Regions from separate parts of the Homo sapiens genome. Here region 1 is linked to region 2. The links are chromatin contacts, found by Hi-C or POLR2A ChIA-PET in ENCODE. All regions are on one chromosome and are shown on one strand. Each heading gives the region's core, a stretch centred on a gene start or an enhancer-like site at or near the end of the contact. The rest is flanking DNA. Distances are from core to core; before and after follow the strand shown. Region 1 has its middle 20 kb from the start of LINC01391. Region 2 holds the start of DZIP1L (DAZ interacting zinc finger protein 1 like).

Evidence for each region. A loop is a pair of places that touch in the nucleus more often than their neighbours do. ChIA-PET counts read pairs that join two places held with the same protein, here RNA polymerase II (POLR2A). Pooled maps may share reads with other maps.
Region 1: a map of ascending aorta shows a loop between it and region 2 (2.9-fold over the local background). The contact joins the enhancer-like site here to the promoter of DZIP1L in region 2. A Hi-C loop is called at or near these places in 1 of 168 maps with a recorded cell type or tissue (ascending aorta) and 11 of 50 pooled maps. POLR2A ChIA-PET finds 5 or more read pairs at or near these places in 1 of 52 experiments (GM10248).

What each region holds. Positions count from the first base shown.
Region 1 is chr3:138,920,275-138,927,027 of GRCh38, forward strand. No RefSeq gene overlaps it. Among named protein-coding and RNA genes, the nearest start is that of LINC01391, 20 kb to the right of the region's middle. RefSeq lists an enhancer at 3,231-3,280. Within about 2 kb of position 1,531, at least 6 of the 41 ENCODE cell types and tissues checked have a DNase peak (open chromatin) inside an H3K27ac peak, as active enhancers do; they include ascending aorta, where a contact is called at or near this core.
Region 2 is chr3:138,113,132-138,119,487 of GRCh38, forward strand. DZIP1L (DAZ interacting zinc finger protein 1 like) reads right to left here and starts at 2,477. Exons shown (of 16, transcript NM_173543.3): 1 at 2,197-2,477. RefSeq lists enhancers at 1,788-2,289, 2,290-2,789 and a silencer at 1,912-2,131.

The DNA of each region.
Region 1 (6,753 bases), core at 281-2,780, 810 kb after region 2:
GGCACAGAGGAATGCTTGTGATGGTTTCATGTGTCAATTAGGATAAGCTATGGTATCCAGATTTTTGGTCAAACAAGTAGCCTAAATGTTACTGTGAAGGTTTTTTTTTTTTTTTTTTTTTTTTTTTTTGGAGATGGAGTTTTGCTCTTGTTGCCCAGGCTGGAGTGCAATGGCGCGATCTCAGCTCACTGCAACCTCCGCCTCCCAGGTTCAAGTGATTCTCCTGCCTCAGGCTCCCCAGTAGCTGGGATTACAGGCTCCCGCCACCATGCCCTGTTAATTTTCTTTTTTTTTTTTTTTGAGACGGAGTCTCGCTCAGGCTGGAGTGCAGTGGCACGATCTAGGCTCACTACAACCTCCGCCTCCCGGGTTTTCTTACGCCATTCTCCTGCCTCAGCCTCCCGAGTAGCTGGGACTATAGGCGCTCGCCACCACGCCTGGCTAATTTTTTGTATTTTCAGTAGAGGCGGGGTTTCACTGTGTTAGCCAGGATGGTCTCGATCTCCTGACCTTGTGATCCGCCCGCCTGCGCCTCCCAAAGTGCCGGGATTACAGGCATGAGCCACCGCGCCCGACCTTAATTTTTGTATTTTTAGTGGAGACGGGGTTTTGTCATGTTGGCCAGGCTGGTCTTGAACTCCTGACCTCAGGTGATCCACCCGCCTCAGCCTCCCAAAGTGCTGGGATTACAGGCGTGAGCTACTGTACCTGGCTGGTATTTTTTTAAAGCTATGATTAACACTTAAATCAGTAGATTTTATTTTTTATTTTAATTTTTTAATTTTATTTTTTATTTTTATTTTTCGGGACAGAATCTCACTCTGTTGCCCAGGCTGGAGTGCAGTGGAGCAATCTCGGCTCACCCACCAGCTTCCGGGTTCAAGCAATTCTCCTGCCTCACCCTCCCGAGTAGCTGGGATCACAGGCACGCACCACCACACCCAGCTAATTTTTTTTTTTTTTTTTTTTTTTTTTGTATTTTCAGGAGAGATGGAGTTTCGCCATGTTGCCCAGGCTGGTCTTGAAATCCTGACCTCAATTGATGCCCCTCCTCAGCTTCCCAAAGTGCTGGGATTACAGGGGTGAGCCACTGTGCCTGGCCTTAAATCAGTAGACTTTGAGTAAAGCAGATTACCCTCCTTAATAGAAAAGACTGATGTCCCTGAAGAGGTAGGAGTTTTGCTTCCAGACTGCCTTTGGACTCAGGATTGCAGTGTGGGCCCTTGCCGGAGTTTCCTGTTTGTTCGCATGCCTTATAGGTTTTGGATTTTGGCCATCTTGTCGGAAGGAAAAAAATAAGATTTTGGATTTACCAGTCCCTGCAATCGCAGGAGTTAATTCCTTAAAATAAGCCCTTCTCCAACTCCTATTGTTTCTGTTTCTTTGGAGAATGCTGATGAATACAATGCTCAATAAATGATTGCTACTGTTGTTACCATCTAACTCAGTAGTGGCTAGGGCTGGTTTGGGGCAATAAGTAAGACTGAAGCTTTATGGGTCAGGGCAATAGGCATTATCCCAAGGAAATGACAGTGATGAGCTCTCACTATTGAATTCCAGAGTGTGAAGTCCAGATGTGAAGATAAACGCAGGGTGCAGAAATCTTTTCCTTTTCCTCATCTGGAATGTGGAGATTTTCATCAGGAGAGAGGGCCTGCAGCACAGGGTACAGAGCTCCAGACTTGTGGTCAGGAGGCCTGGCTTTGGCTCCTGGCTGAGTCACCAGTTCACTATGCCACCTTGGGCAAGGCCCCAGCCTATTTTATTTTATTTTATTTTGTTTTTTGGCTCCCTGAGGGGGTTGAGCTGGATGATGCGTGAAGTGCTTTCCATCTCGCTGGGGTTTGGTTTCTGCTTCTTAAGTGGTTCCAAGTTGGGCCGCTTGTATTTATGCTCAGGAGAGAGGTCACATGGCTGAATTGTGGCTGTCCTATCCAGGGCTTGAGAAAATGCCACAGACCTTACCCCATGTACTCTGAGATAGAGAGTCCAGGACATGGAGAAGCTGGGCTCCTGCATGTCTCTGCTACTGGGATTCCCTTCCCAAGTCCCCTCAGACACACCAGGCCCTTTCCTGACAGCTTGCCCTGGAGAGGGCAGAGACCACATATAGAGCAGTGGTCCCCAACCTTTTTGACACCAGGGACCAGTTTCACGGAAGACAATTTTTCATGGGGGTGGGGGGTGGTTTTGGGATGATTCAAGTGCATTACATTTATTGTGCACTTTATTCCTATTATTATTACATTGCAATATATAATGAAATAATTATACGACTCACCGTGATGTAGAATCAGTGGGAGCCCTGAGGTTGTTTTGCTGTAACTAGACGGTCCCATCTAGTGGTGATGGGATACAGTGACAGATCATCAGGCATTGATTCTCATAAGGAGTGGGCAACTTAGATCCCTCACATGCACAGTTCACAATAGGGTTCGCACTCCTATGAGAATCTAATGCTGCCACTGATCTGACAGGAGGTTGAGCTCAGGTGGTAATTCGGAGCAGCTGTAAATACAGATGAAACTTCACTGGCTAACCTGCCACACTTACCTCCTGCTGTGCGGCCCGGTTCCTAACAGGCCATGGACTCGTACCAGTTGGTGGCCCGGGGATTGGGGACCCCTGATATAGAAAATTTATTATTTACCCCTGATATAGAGAATTTACTATTGCTTTACAAACTCAAGTGTGAAACAAACAGCATTAGTTGTGGTCCCCTTTTTCATTTATTTATTTTTTAGAGACAGGCTCTTGCTCTGTTGCCCAGGCTGGAGTAGGGTGGCACAATCGTAGCTCACTGTAGCCTCGACCTCCTGGGCTCAAGTAATCCTTCTGCCTCAGCCTCCCAAATAGCTGGGACTACAGATGTGTGCCACCAAGCCCAGCTACGTGGCCTTCTTTAAATGATCCAATTTCTGACTCTAAGCCCCCATCCTGCCTATTGTCAGGGGTCTTGGGACGTCAGTCTTCGGATATTATTACCACGTTATTTGCTCCCAGGGCTGCATGTCCTTGGGGCCTGGCGTCTCTTCAATTTCATGCCATGCTGGTGTGCCTGGGTCACAGGTACAGCCTATGATCATCTCCTCTGAGCACCTGCCATCTTCCCAGGGCATCTTCAGGAAAAATTATTGAAACTAGGAACTATTGAGCTTCTCTTGTCTGTGGGTGCTAGGGGCCCCCAGCCCTAACCCAGGCATCAGCAGCTTCAGTTTCCATCTACAGAATGCAAGATCTCAGCTCACTGCAAAACTGCCCTTCCTCTGGGTGCTTCCAGGAGTCCACAGGGGATGTTTCTTGAGTAACAAGCTTTTCTCTCACCTACTTCCACTTTGGACCACACTGCCCCCTTGTGGAGGGTGGTGACTCTGCCATTGCTTTATACGCCTGTGATGGCTGTGAGTTACGTTCTTGCCCAGGGTGCATCTGACAGCCACTCAAAGCTGCAGTCCTCGAGGATCCAGAGGGTCCACACAGTTGTGTGGTCCCTCGCAGCCAGGCTGTCACCCCAGCACTCCTCCCCTGATCTGAGTTGCACCTTGTGACCTGGGCATGGAGGCAGTGCTGCCTGTGGTCCTGGGACTCTTGGGATCCTTCTTGAGGAGGACTCTTCTGCCTCAGCCTGTGGCTTTTTTCTCCGTAACACAGGCCCAGTGTATTAGGAGTCTTCCAATTGCAGATGACGGAAACTCAGCTTAAGTTGTTTACAATTCCAATAAATAAATAAATAAATAAAAAGAAAGAAAGAAAGTGTATTGGTTTGTCACTGAAAACTCATGGCAAGTCTTCAGGTATAACTGGATCCAGGAGCTTGAACAGCGTGGTCAGAGCGCAGTCTTACTCCTGTCTGTTCTGCTTTCCTTTGTGCTGGCTTTACTCCCATGCAGGCTTTCTCCACTTGGGTGCTCTCTAAAGTTTTGGGCTTATTTCTTCCCCACAGCTATCAATCTTAGTGGAAAGAAGCTTCTCTTTGCCTTCAGTCCCTACAAAAGTTCTGCAATTGGGTCTCTTTGGCTCAATTCACTTGCTTGCCATTGAAACAACCCCTGTGAAAGACAGGGTGAAATATACAAATACACTTCCTCTCTGGCTGGGTGCGGTGGCTCACGCCTGTGATCCTAGCACTTTGGGAGGCCGAGGCGGGTGGATCACCTGAGGTCAGGAGTTTGAGACCACTCTAGCCAACATGGTGAAACCCCGTCTGTACTAAAAATACAAAAATTAGCTGGGTGTGGTGGCACACGCCTGTAGTCCCAGCTACTCCAGAGGCTGAGGCAGGAGAATCACTTGAACCCGGGAGGTGTTCAGCAGTAAGGTTTTCTGACAAGTGACCCTGTCCTCTTTCTTGGACCAAGGCTGGCCTGTGACCCCAGGGCCACCATTCCAGGTACTGGGTAGGCCAGCAACCTCTGAGGTGACTTGTCTTGACAGGATGAGTAGCCTCAAGTAGTTTGTCCCTTGGAGATTGGAATTAAGAATTTCCAAGAGAGGTTTTCAATTTGTAGAAGGAGTAGGGGCTGGAGGGTCCTCAGTGGCCATATGTATAACAAATCCAGGAGGGAGTGGTCAATTCAGCAGAGAACAGGGGGACATGCAAAAGAAGCAGGGAGGTCTTGGGAAAGATCATGCAGTCCAGGAGAGAGAGACAGGGCTGCTGAGAGACAGAGAGACCTCTGATCCCATTGGCAGTCCAGTCTCAAGACCATACATTGAGTTCCTTTTTCTTTATCCTGCAAAACTTTGTAGTTTAAAACACAAACACCCAGTTAAATCTAGCTGATTTATTTACAACTATAGACTGACTTAAAGATAAGCAATAGGCTGGGTGCGGCGGCTCACGCCTGTAATCCCAGCACTTTGGGAGGCTGAGGCGGGCAGATCACCTGAGGTCAGGAGTTCGAGACCAGCTGGCCAACATGGTGAAACCCCATCTCTAGTAAAAATACAAAAATTAGCCAGGTATGGTGGTGGGCACCTGTAATCCCAGCTACTCAGGAGGCTGAGGCAGAAGAATCACTTGAACCCAGGACGCAGAGGTTGCAGTGGGCCAAGGTAGCGCTCTTGCACTCCAGCCTGGGTGGCAGAGCGAGACTCCATTGCAAAAATAAATAAATAAATAAAGATGAGTAATAATATTCCAAGTGAGAGAAGGAAATATTCAGACTGCTTAACTTGTAGCTCACATATATTCATTATTTCTGTACCTTTTTTTTTTTTTTAATTTTGACAGGGTCTCTATCTCTCAGGCTGGAGTGCAGTGGTGGTGAGGTCTCAGCTCACTTCAACTTTCGCCTCCCAGGTTCAGGTGATCTTCCCACCTCAGCCTTCCAAATAGTTGGGACCACAGGCATGCACCACCACAGCGGTTAATTTTTTTGTAGAGATGTGGTTTTGCCACGTTGCCCAGGCTGGTCTCTAACTCCTGGACTCAAGTGATCCTCCCACTTTGTCCTCCCAAGGTGATGGGATTACAGGCATGAGCCACTGTGCCCAGCTGGTACTTTTTTTTATTTTAAGATTATAGTATTATCTGTCTCCCTATCAGCCATTTCATCCTCTCTTCCTTGTCAGGGAACTCTGATTTTGTTCAAGGATATAAGTAACTCAAATATTACATAGGGCCATGTGCAGTGGCTCACATCTGTAGTCCTAGCACTTTGGGGGGCCAAGGCAGGAGGATCGCTTGAGCTCAGAAGTTCGAGGCTGCAGCGAGCTATGATTGTGCCACTGCCTTCCAGCCTGGGCAACAGAGTGAGACCCTGTCTCAAAAAAGAAAAAAAATTACATAAGCAGAGTATGCGACAACAACAACAAAATCATAGAGACCTTGGCCTCTACTCTTAGGCAGATCCCAGTTATCTGAGTCAGCCATGGTGGTCTCATTCTTTTGCCAACAGTTGGTTTAGGAACCAGCATGTAACAGACTCAGTCCTGGCCCATGAGATGAATAGGGAACTCTACTGAGGGATTCAGGGAGAGTGGATCAGACTTCTAAGAAAGAGTCTGGAAGAAATGGCTCCTTTTCCCATCAGAATTTTTCTTTCTTTCTTTCTTTCTTTTTTTAAATTTTAAATGTGGGCCAGGTGCAGTGGCTCACACCTGTAATCCCAGCACTTTGGGAGGCTGAAGGCAGGTGGATCACTTGAAGTCAGGAGTTCGAGAGCAGCCCGGACAACATGGTGAAACCCCATTCCTGCTAAATGCACGCGCACACACACACACACACACACACACAAACACACGAAAAATTAGCTGGGCATGGTGGCATATGCCTGTAATCCCAAAATCCCAACTACTTGGGAGGCTGAGACATGAGAACGGCTTGAAATCAGGAGGCAGAGCTTGCAATGAGCCAATATTTGGCCAATGCACTCCAGCCTGGGTCTTACTCTAGGGAGACTCTGTCTCAAAAAAAAAAAAGAAAAATAAATTCTGAATGTGATGTCTGTTACAGTCCACAGAGGTAAAAGATACAAGTAGCAGGGCTTGTGCCCAAGTTTTAGAGTGACTGTACCTATAGCCTACAGCCAGTAATCTCTGTCTTCTTTATTGTGAGATAATAAAGCCCTCATTATTTACATTCCTTTTAAAATAAAATCCCACAGTATTGTATTGTAATTGATGCAGATATAGCAGGTTATTAAACCACAGCTAGATTAATATTGTCATGAATCACAGGAAATTTTAGAGGTCATCTGTCTAATACAGTTCTACTTTACATCCCTACAGTGGCAAGATCCCAGTTAGAAT
Region 2 (6,356 bases), core at 1,227-3,726:
GCCTGGGACAATCCCACACCCATCTAGAATATAGAAAACCCATCTACCACCCTTGCTTTGCACACTCCCAGTGACAAGTTGTTCACCACCTCACAAGACAGCCATCCCACTGTGAAACAATCCCTGGAGACTTTATGGTTCTTCTAAAACCGGCCCACCAATAATCTGTCAAAAATAACTCCCTCAAAATTGGCCAAACACCTTATTTTTTAACATAAACTGACAGCTAGACAACAACAACAACATCACCACTTTACTGTCTCTTCTGCTTCCTCAAGAATGCAGTCAAGAGGAGAACTTGAGGGAGCCAAGTTTCCAAGGTGGCTGCCAGGCAATCATTTACAAACCTGCCCTGGCTCCCAAGCTAACTTCAGCAGTGCCCACTGGGGGAGCTCAGGCGTGTCATTAATGCTAATTGTTGTGGCTGCCAAGGAAACCTTCACACAGTTTGCAAACAGGCTATGCACACACAGTATGCAAGGGAGCTCCAGAGACCTCAACAGAGATGACAGGGACCTGGGAGCTCTCCTGAAGTACTGCCACTGCAGAGCTTAGCCTTATTCTCAGATTCCATGGTGTTCTCCTTTTCCACTCTTCCCTGACCCTCATGGGGGCTGCAGCGACTCCTAGAACCTTCAAGCAGCGAGACAAAGGTCCCCTCAACCGGGCACAGCGCTCTCCTTACACCTGGCCTCCTATTCCCAGCAACTTTAAGGAGATATTTTTAAGTGGCCATGGTTTTATCAAAAGCCTATTAAGTTTTTGCCACAAACGGATTTTATTTAAAATAAAAATAGGGGTAGGTATTTGACTGATGTCTCTTGGGAGTGTTTTAGAGAAGAGGAATGAATACTGACATGTCCTATCTTCCCAGATGCAGAATTGTAAAACAAACAAACATAATTGCTTTTCACATGTAAAAGAAAACTGGCTTAGAACATACTAGCGTTTTCTTTGCCATGAAGGAGTTCACCTTCAGTGACTAAGCCAGAACTACTAGAGCTGCCAGGCCTAGGGACAGGAGACATTGCCAGTGCTTAGCCAGGCTGGCCAGGACTAACCATCTCTGCAAGGAGTCCACAAGAAGCCTCAGGGCAGCCTTTCCCTGCTCCTATCAATTTGAGTTGAGCAAAAAACCTTTGACCAAATATCAGCTCCATGGCACAACCCACAGTTATGGTGCCCACATGAACTCAGGTTTCTGTTCCCAACCTGAAGCATACAACTTCATGAGGTATTTTATCAAGTTAGATAGTATCAAAAAATATTCCCAGATGAGGGAGGTGTCTGACCAAGACAGTCAGAAGGCCCCTTATCAGCCACTAGACTGGAGGATCAGCCTTCCCTAAGCAGGATTGTTCTCACTGGCCAGTCCTCACATCCGGGAGGGGGAGGAGAGGTGCTAGGGGCTGCAACTGAGAAGGGAGAGATCACCCACCCTATCTGCAGATGAGGGTGTGAGAAGCCAAGTCAGAACACCCCATACTTCCCAGGCCTCTCTCCAAAGTCCTGTTAGAAATCGAATTCCAGGAGACCAGGCAGGGGCAGCCTAGGCCCTGGGCCCCTAGGAAGTGCTCCGTGAACTAGGCCCTGCCCAGGCAGCCTCGGACCCCCTCCTCTGCCCTGCCTCCTGATCCCTGTCCTGCACTGAGCAGGTCTTCGGTGGACTTTATGCGCAGCCACCTCAGGATGAAAATACCACGTCTGCCTCCTGCTGAGGTCCAGCCCAGGAAAGGAAGAAGGGGAACGAAAGATGCCAATGCGATTGCTTTTAAATCACCTCATTACTAAAAGAATCCTCCTTTACCTACGGCACTCAGATCATCAAGCCCTCCCAAATCACTTTTCTTTTTTCAAAAAGTAAAAACCCAAGGCCGTCTTCCCAGTGAAGCCGAGTCTTGGGGCATCCCGTCATTCGTCCCCCGCGCACGGGTCCTTCCCTCCCTGGGCGCCGCAGTTCGGAGCAGGCCGAGGGGGCCGGGCTGCAGGGCCGCGCCGGGCCAGAAGGGCGCGCCCTGGGCAGCGCGGACGCACGCAGCCGGCTCCTCCCGCGCCCCGCTGCACCCCGGCAGGGAGTTCGCCCCCGCTAATGTTTAACCTCCCGAATCGCTGATCCCTCGGACTGCAGCCAAGCTACCCACCCGCCCCGCTCCCGGGACGAATTCCTGGCATAGTTTTCCCGCGCGGCCCGCTCACCGTGGGGTCTCCTGGAGCCGGGGACGGCGGGAAGACGTCTCGAGGTGGCGGCTCCCATACTCGCCCCACGTCCCGCCTCCAGACTTGCTCCACCGCCCCAGACAGCCCAGAGATGGTTCCCGGAATGCTCACCGCCCGCCGTTCCCGGGATGCTTCCCCAGCCCCACGCAGTCCGGGCGCTCTCTGCGGCGGAGGCAGAGCCTGCCCGGCCCACTCCAGTGCCGCCAACCTGCGGGACCGCGGACAGAGAGCTCCTCGGTGCGTCGGTCAGCTCGTGGCTTGGGGTCTCTGGTGCCTCCAGCTCCTACTACAGCCGCCCCGCCCCACCTCAAGAAGAGGTGGAGCCTCTCCCGGCCCCTCTCGGACGAGCTATTTTTAGGTCTGTAACGGATGGGGGAAGGCGGGAATGCCACGTTTAATCCGTTAGTAAAATCCAGGATCCAAGTGAATGGCTTCCTGGCCTTGCTGAGAGGCTGGACTTGCCCCGGTTTCCCCACACCCTGCCTCCGGTACAATCGATAGCCTGCTGTGCAGGGGCGGCCGCACCCCCCGGGCAGATAGCCCTGCCCACCCTCCTAAAGGGACCGTCCTGGTTTCTTCCTGACCGGATCCCAAGCTAGGAGAGTTCTTTGGGTGTGCCCCAGGTCTGATCAGACAGACAGCAGCCACCTTCCCTCCGCAGCCCCCACCCACCACCCCCTACCCTCCCAACCTGCTGGTTTGCCCTGGGGATGCCAACTTGGAAACCCAGGACTGAAAAACTTATTTTTTCTCCTGATATTAGTCCCTGATCTCTTCCCATAGTAGTAGTTGCTTTGCTGAGATTCCGTTTTGTGGGCACCGTAACTGTGAGTTGTGCCATAGAGCTGATATTTGGTCAAAATGTTTGTTGCTCAACTCAAATTGATAGGAGCAGGGAAAGGCTGCCCTGAGGCTTCTTGTGGACTCCTTGCAGAGATGGTTAGTCCTGGCCAGCCTGGCTAAGCACTGGCAATGTCTCCTGTCCCTAGGCCCGGCAACTCTAGTAGTTCTGGCTTAGTCACTGAAGGTGAACTCCTTCATGGCAAAGAAAACGCTAGTATGTTCTAAGCCAGTTTTCTTTCACATGTGAAAAGCAGTTATGTTTGTTTTACAATTCTGCATCTGGGAAGATAGGACATGTCAGTATTCATTCCTCTTCTCTAGAGCACTCACAAGGGGCATCAGTCAAATACCTACCCCTATTTTTATTTTAAATAAAATCCTTTTGTGGCAAAAACTTAATAGGCATTTGATAAAACCATGGCCACTTAAAAATATCTCCTTAAAGTTGCTGGGAATAGGAGGCCAGGTGTAAGGAGAGCTCTGCGCCTGGTGGAGGGAACCTCTGTCTCGCTGCTTGAAGGTTCTAGGAGTCGCTGCAGCCCCCATGAGGGTCAGGGAAGAGTGGGAAAAAAGCTCCTTTTCACACACACTCTCTCTCTCTCCACTCCGCAACTCTTCTCCCTCCCTCTTTCTCTTTTTTCCATTTCAAAGGCTTTCGTCCCACCACAATCTCAATCTGCCAAGCTCTACATTTTGAGGCAGCCAAAGCAAATGTGTATGGGAACAAGCGTTGTCAAGGACTTGCAGGGAAACTGGAACTCCTGTGCATTGCTGGTGGGAATGTAAAATGGTACCATTACTGTGGATACAGAATGGTAGTTCCTCAAAAAATTAAACAAGAATTGCCAAAAGATCCAACAATTCCATTTCTGGGTATATACCCCAAAGAACTGAAAGCAGGGATTCAAACAGATATTTGTATACTCATGTTCATAATAGCATTATTCACAATAGCCAAAAAGTGGAAACAATTCAAATGTCTATCGACAGATTAATGGATAAGCAAAATGTGGTATATCCATACAATGTAATATTAACTTTAAAAGGGAAGGAAATTCTGACACATGAATGAACCTTGAAAACTGTCTTAGTCTATTCAGGCTGCTATAACAAAATACCATTGAGTGGGTAGCATATAAACAATAGAAGTTTTTTTCTTACAGTTCTGGAGGCTGGGAAGTCCAAAATCAAGACATTGGCAGATTCGGTGCCTGGTGAGGGCCTGTTTCCTGGTTGATAGGCTGTCATCTTCTCACTGCACCCTCACTTAGTAGAAGGGGGCTGGCTAGCTCTCTGGGGTTTCTTTCATAAGGGCACTAGTCCCAATTATGAGGACTCTACCTTCATGACCTAACCACCCCCCAAAGGCCCCACCTCCCAATACCGTCACCTTGGGGGTCAGGATTTCAACCCCATTTTGCAGGGACACAAACATTCAGATCAAGGCAAAAGCATTATGCTAAATGAAATAAGCTGGACACAAAAGGACAAATATTGTATTATTCCACTTATACCTGGAAATATTGTATGATTCCACTTGTACCTAGAATAGTCCATTCACAGAGACAGAAAGTAGAATAGTGGTTACCAGTGGCTGGAGGAGGGGGAATGAGTAGTTATTGATTCATGAGTACAGATTCTCAGTTTGGGAATGATGAAAAAGTTCCAGAGATAAATGGTAGTGATGGTTGCACAATAATGTGAATGTACTTAATGCCACTGAATTGTACACTTGAAAATGGTTACGATGGCAAATTTTACATTATGTACAGTTTATCACAATTTTTTAAACATTAAAAAAAAATAGTGGATGGAGCAGGGACCAGGACTAAGTTGGGATATCTGTGCACCATGTATTCGGATGGGGGATCTTGTTCCTGCCGTCTTCTCCTAGTCAGGGCACTTTTTTCACCCCAGGATTTTCTGCCACCCACAAGAGCAAAGAGAAGAGTCCAGGCCTTGGGAGTCAAAGACACATCTACATTCCACATTCCCAAGCTACATAACCCTGGGAAAGTCACGTAGCCTCTCTGACCTTTCATTTTTCTCCTCTGTAAAATGGGAAAAGTAAACTCTACCTAGAAGAGTTGTTAGAATCAAATTAGCTAAATTACATGTAGGCTCTGCCCTGGGCCTACAAGTCAGTGGTGTGCACTCCTGACTTGACACTGTGAAATCGCCAAGGACATTTGCTTCTCAGCTCTCTTCCCACTGTATCCCTGAAATTTGCAGAAAGTAGTTCTGAGGATACCTTTGTGCATGTTATTTCCACCAGCCTCAATTTCCCCATGTGTAAATAGGGTGCCCTCCTTTGCAGGGCTGGTGTAAGAAAGTAGACTTGACATGCACCCAGATCTACCTTAGCCAAAAACCAAATCCTGAATCTTGAGCTGACTAAGACCTCATGCATGGAACCCTCACACTCTTCCCTTACTGGGCCTTAGTTCAACACTCAACACAGGGAGGAGTTACTGCATGCCTATCATGTGCCAAGTTATTTTCTTAGTCCCAAGGATACCAACAACCTCTAGAGGACTAGATCACTTGGCACTGGAAAGCTGTCATTTCTGCTGCCCACCTCTACTGTAGCACACACAAGCTCTGGCATCAGCCGTGGGGACAGGTGCATAGACCAAGGGAGACTGGCCCTAGCTGGCTAGTCCAGGAGACATTCCTGTCACCCCGAGCAGCTGGCCCATAACTGCTGGGTGGGAGGACAGGAGGATGGATTTTCAATATCCCAATGGCCCCTCACTCCCTCCTCAGCCCAGTACTAGTCACCCGCCCTCTGACCCAGCTCAGCCCCTTTCACAGACGGTCTCCCTCCTACACCTCAGGAAATAGGACACAGCCTAGACAGCCTGTAATAGGAGTGCCCTCTGCTGCCAAATGCTGGCATCACACCTTAGAAACCTGCTCTGGATCCCATTCTCCTGAAGGGAAGTGTATCTGAGGTGTATGGGACAGGTCTCCCTGCGCTGGGATGCCGGCCACTAATGAGCCCTGAGGTGATTTTAGGTCAAAAGTGTATTGTTGGGTTTTCTGCGTTGATGTATAGATAGGCAGGCATACAGTCAGAGGAGGATTTTACATAAAATCTGGTTTGCTGGTTTCTGAAAAATCTAAGAATCTAGCAACAAAAGAAAGGCCTGCACTCTGACATGTCTAGAACTGGCAGGATCTGAGAGGAAACTTTCTTAGGCAGATCGTACATTCTAGCCCAATCCCTGAAAAGTTCACTTTGAAGGAAGTCTGAGCACTTACCGAAAAGACCTCCTTTCTCAGGAAAACATCCC